Regions from separate parts of the Homo sapiens genome. Here region 1 is linked to region 2. The links are chromatin loops, found by intact Hi-C in ENCODE. Cell type or tissue: IMR-90. All regions are shown on one strand. Each heading gives the region's core, and the rest is flanking DNA. Links, peaks and the distances in the headings are about the cores only.

The links. Hi-C counts contacts between places; a loop is a spot of excess contacts. Peaks named below come from ENCODE experiments on the same cell type or tissue, not always from the same donor. Only the 100,000 strongest peaks of a DNase experiment are listed, where the experiment ranks them.
Region 1: a loop joins it to region 2, with 2.2 times the contacts of the local background. A loop is called at or near these places in 2 of 110 quality-filtered maps.

Annotation. Positions count from the first base shown.
Region 1 is chr7:84,176,365-84,179,294 of GRCh38, forward strand. The region is part of intron 1 of SEMA3A (semaphorin 3A); the gene reads right to left. Among named protein-coding and RNA genes, the nearest start is that of SEMA3A, 17 kb to the right of the region's middle. In IMR-90, for the core only: no CTCF peak of the experiment used is centred there; no DNase peak of the experiment used is centred there.
Region 2 is chr7:84,008,155-84,011,084 of GRCh38, forward strand. It overlaps SEMA3A (semaphorin 3A), which reads right to left. Exons shown (of 17, transcript NM_006080.3): 9 at 2,868-2,930. Among named protein-coding and RNA genes, the nearest start is that of SEMA3A, 190 kb to the right of the region's middle. In IMR-90, for the core only: no CTCF peak of the experiment used is centred there; a DNase peak (open chromatin) is centred at 1,087; H3K27ac peaks cover 181 bases.

The sequences.
Region 1 (2,930 bases), core at 171-2,670, 170 kb after region 2:
TTGGGATTTCTCCCACAAATGGTTCATTTTCCTTGTATTTAATGGAAAACATACCACGAGTTGGATGTAAAACCTATCAGAAATTATTCATTATCTTCTAAGATGTATGAGCATATTTATTTATGAAAGATGGTATGGAACATCACTAGGGTGCCAGATTAATGCCTATGAGTCTATAACAGTGGCTTAAAAATCCCAAGGATAATAGTTTAAAGGATCAGTATTTGTAAACCAAGTGAATAGTTTAACATCTAAAACTTGAGTGGTGTTTAAGAATGTAAACACATTTTTTAAGCATTTAATCCAACTTTTGGACCTGACAGGGAGCAATTCCTGTCATTCCCTATTCAATCACATTTCCAAGCCACTCTGACAATGTTAGTTTGTGAAGTGGAAGCAATGACTTTGACAAAAGTAAATACTTCCAACAATTCAGTCTAGTCATTTTTCCTAATAGAATGCACGAAAGTTTAGGGTGTGCAACATGCAATTTCAGTAGTGAAGATAACTGACTATGGAAACTGGAAAAATGCCACCATCTAAGCCTTCTTCCACTGTTGCATAACAATATCTAGCCCCGAGCCATAAAATTAGACTACTTTAGTGGTGCTGTCAAGTTGCTTGGCAGTATTTTTGGAATAGTGTTCTATTATTAGGAACACCTAGGGAAAATGTTGAGAAAATGCCTTCAAAAAGTAAAAAGGACATGATGAAGCATGTTCATTCAAATAAAGCTCATGCATCTACAAGAATCACTTAAGTAAAAATAGTTGAAAGAATAAACCCATAATCCAGTGGAATGCCTTTAGAACTGTTATATCAGAAGACAGAATGAGAAAAAGATACAGCATTTACTGTATGTAGCTGGTATGGCTCATGAAGTTTATTTTGATTTATCAAATATCAGAAGACACATTATAATAAAGCAACATAAACATAGGTTACTTGTATTTGGTTTACCTCAGTAGGCCATGCATTCATTCTCCTATGTGTTTATAATATAAAGTTATCACCTCTGTTCTTTACCTACAGCCTCTGTCCATTATTGTTAAACAAGGTAAAACACTCTGTTTTCCTGGGCTAAAAGAGACTACATATTCTTGAGCACAACTTCAATAATAAATGAAACTTAATGAAATTATGGGAACATGTTATTCAGTAATAATGATAAATTGTTTTTTATAGGTTTTGTTCCATGCATATTTATTATGCTCACTTTTTATAAAGTATATTGAGAAAAAAACCCTAGTAATTTTTATCCAACAATTAAATATCCTCTACAAAAGTATAAATAATTTTGTAAGTTGGAGTTGTTTCCTCTCTAAAATGAATGAGAGATGTAAGAAGAAACAGAAGTATTAACTGATTTATTTTTAAGGAAAGTTTCTCTTCCTGAATTCCACCTCACAACATCTTTTGTTTTCTCTGGATTCCACTCTTCTGATTTGATTTACTTCCACCCCTTTAAATGTCATGATAAACTTCTGGATATAACATTGTATTAAACAACTGTATTGTTAGCTGCAACTACTGGAATATCTTGTCATCTTGCTCTTTCAACTCTCTCCTAATGTATACATATTGGCTTAGTCACTCTTCATCAATCCTTTCAGAAGACAAAGAGAATAATAGAAAGTCACACACAACAATTACTATGTAATTCATCAAATGTAGCCACACTGAATGAAATTATTTATTCAACTGAATGGTTAATACAATGCAGGGAAAAAGCAAACAAATTATCTTTTCCTCTCCAAACATAGCTTGTGTATTTACCTAATTGCCCACACTATTATCTCAACTCTTGAGTTATCTTACTTGTCTTGTTCCTTCGATCCACAGCTCTTATCTAATTCCTTTGTAAATAAGGCCTCTTTTGCTTTTTTATAACACTTATTGTCTATTCAGCACTTTGATCGCTTGACCTGGTACTTCATATTGTGAGTCATTCTTACATTTTCTATCAATGTATAATATTCACTGAGCCTTTACCACGCCAAGCCCTTTGCTGAGTGCTCCCTGTGTCTCATCCATACACATTTTTAACAGGCACTGTCCAAGTCTCATGTAATCTACACAACAATCCAAAAGAGGTAGATCTTTTATTATTATCCCTATCTTACAAATAAATATTAAGTTTAGTGGGTTATATTGTCCAAGGTCACACAGAAAATTAGTGTCAGACTTGAGCTCAAATCTCTCTGATTCCTAAAACCAAGCTGTTAATTACTATACTGATTACAACTAAACTGTAGTTCTTAGTGCCTTGCTAATGTACCCAAATATATAAATTAAATATAATAATTATTGCAATTTTATAAATTATTTAATTATGTCCATTGGAAACTAAGTGAAAGAGGCAACAGACAATTACTGACTACCTCTTTTGTGACGTCCTTTGTTTGCTCATAGAAGTTACTTGCCCATGGTTATTCAATTAGTCCCTGAACTTATTTGATACAATTTTCTTACAAATGTCTTAGCAAACTAAAATACTGAACATTTAATCAGATGCTGGTGACACTTTCTCTCTTGCTTTTCATTCATTCTACTTCCTTCAGCTAGAATGTTCTCCATTCTTTCCCACCCCTCCATGCCTGCCAAACGGTTCTTTGATTCCTACTTCAAATATTTCTTTTCACATAAAGACTTTCCTGACTTCTTGACCCACTGTGATATCAAATTTTCTCAACACTCACAGTTCTTTATTGGTATATATCACACATTTTCCCCATAAAGTGTGTTTTGACATACTTGCCTACCTTTCCCATTGAACATAAGTTCTTTGGTGCAGAACATATCGTACTTACCTATACATATCCCATAATTAATATTGCACTACCTTGACTATTAGTACTTATTAGAAGAACGATCAAAGATTACACAGTCTCTGATCACTGACATACTTGGATTTTCAAAATTGGCTCCCA
Region 2 (2,930 bases), core at 106-2,605:
AAAAATCAGATAGACTGGAAGTAAGCCACTGAATTGCCACAATTTTCCATTTTATGGCAGGGCGCGGTGGCTCAAGCCTGTAATACCGGCACTTTGGGAGGCCAAGGCGGGCGGATCACAAGGTCAAGAGATCGAGACCATCCTGGCTAACACGGTGAAACCCCGTCTCTACTAAAAATACAAAAAATTAGCCAGGTGTGGTGGCGGGTGGCTGTAGTCCCAGCTACTCGGGAGGCTGAGGAAGGAGAATGGTGTGAGCCGGCGAGGTAGAGCTTGCAGTGAGCCTAGATCGTGCCACTGCACTCCAGCCTGGGCTACAGAACAAGACTCCGTCTCAAAAAAAAAAAAAAAAAAGAAAGAAAAAGAAATTCCATTTTATTAGGCTTATAGAAATGTGGCTTGAGTAATGTATTTATACAAAGATATTAAACAGTTCTGCACATTTAAAATATGGAATGCTTATCTTTTAAACAAACTTCCCCCTTGAAAATTACATATAAATCAGACCAAATGAACAACATGTGCTTGCAATAGTTTGTTATTGGAAACTACTGCATATAGACAGCGATTCATAGACTGCAAGTTTCATGAGGGAAGAGACCATGCCTGGCTTCTTTTCGGCTACATCAATTACATATATCACATGGCATTTCAGAGAGTAAACCTTAATAAATACTTACAGAATTTAATAACATTTTCATAGCAGAACAAATAGCAAATTAGTGCATACTTGATACATCACACTTTGTAATGTTTGGGTTATCTATCCCCTTTCCATTATTCTTTGCTTATCTTTGATTAAGTCAGCTATCATCGAAATACTTAAGGAGTATGATAGGTAGCTATTAGGACTCACATACAAATATCCATTCTATTGACATAAAGAGGTGAAATTATTTTATCTCTAGCTCTCAAAAGGTGGTCCCTAGACAAACAACATGGGCATCACCTGGGTACTTGTTTGAACTGCATATTCTTAGGTCCCATTTAATTTCTATTGAGCCAGAAACTCTGGAGGCAAGGCCTAGGAATCTGAATTTTATCATGCTGTCTAGGAGATTCTGATGCACACTCAAATTTGAGTCACTGCACTAAGCAATGAGTAAACAGAAGAAATGGATTCATATTTGTCTGAGTCTCTCAAGTTCTATAGCTTAGTCATTCTGGTTTTCTTTTTTTCCAAAGGGAAGAAATATTATTTAGGTATGCAGAACTGCAAATAGTTTTAGGAATATGGATTCCTTAATTTTTATGTGATTTTAAAAAATTATTGAGTAAAAACATCCAAGCAATTTGTAATGGCTTTAATAGTTACAGAATAAAACAGTGTTGGACATTGCAGTTAATCATTTTCTTTGCTATCAAAGTTACTTGCAGTACTTTTCCTGACTTTCGATTTTTAATTATTTTTCTTTTAACATTTCATCCATATCCCAATGCATATCCTTCTTTATATGCATGTAAATGTACATGTGTTTCTTTCAACAACCCCAGGTAATGTGAACTTTATACTGAATGTAATAGTCTAGAGGGAAATAATCTCTGCTTAATTGACAGCGAGAGACTTAGGGAGGATGAGAAATAGGAAAAGGAGAAGGATGAGGAAAGAGGGAAGGAGGCAAGAGGAAGAGAGAGAAAGAGAGGAAGTAGAAGGGGAAGGAAGAAGGGAAGGAGCCCGTGGAGAAAGAGCAGGAAAAGCAGGGCAGGGATAAAAAGACAAGGAAATTAAGTTTGAGTTTGACACTGGTTACAAAAAAAAAAAAAAAAAAAAAAACCCAGTCATAATGTTGTAATGCTGAAAGTTTTTGTTTGTTTTTATTATGTGCTGTAATGGTGAAGACTTTTGTTTTTATTATGTCTTTTTATGTGATTATAATGTAACCCTAGTGCTGTAATGCTGAAGGTTTTTGTTTATTTTGTTTATGTCTTTTTACATGATTATTTTAAAATCTGGGTTACAAGGTAGATAATAAAAAACTAAATGGAGCCTCAGGGAAAAAAAAGTAGATTTTTTTACAAAGAGAATCTATTTACTGACTTAAAAAGCTTTAAAACTATTTACACTATGTAAAGTGTCTTCAATTGTTATATTAATAACTTTTCACACAATCTTAGCTAAAAGGTTGAGAAGCGATGATTGTATTAATAATTTTTTAAATTACCTAAAAGCAATTAAAACATTTCTTTTGTAAACAATCAACTTTCTCCAAACATACACATTTCTAGTTTAGTTCTAGGTTTAAAGGTTTAAAGAATGCAGAAAAGTGTAGCAAATATCCCATCTGTGGAATAGAGATACTGGGAAGAACCATGGACTGTTTTGACATTTCCAGATGTATTTTGTCCCCAGATTCCCATGCTAATCATCTGGGCAAAGATAGGACTTTCAGTGGAATTGCTGATGGGCTTTTCTCTGATCTCATTCATTAGCAATTGACTAAAGTGACAGAGATCAAGAGACAGAGAACTTTTTCCATTATATTTTCAACAAATTTTAAATTAATTTTTCCATCCTTAATTTATATCCCTACAAACTCTTCCCAAAACTCAGACTTCCATCTGTATAATATTTTACATTATTATAATAATGTAAAAGGTTTAAAGTCAAAGATATGCATAAGATGACATGAACATTTCAAACTGTTTATTACATATTCACATCATTACAATGATGATTTTTTCTAAAATTGATTTAGAAAACAAACATCTACGTAGATCATAACTTCTTTCAGTCACCCAAGAGTACACAACAGCTCAAAGGTTAAAGCAACACTTGCCTTTCAAAAATATACTTTTGCAAATTATGAGTACTTGGATAGCACCTAAATAACATTAAGTTTCTATAAGGTAGTTAAAAAGTTACTTACCTGGAAGTCGTAAACACTCCATATACAACTGGATTTTTAGGATCTTTAAAGTTCATTAGGAAT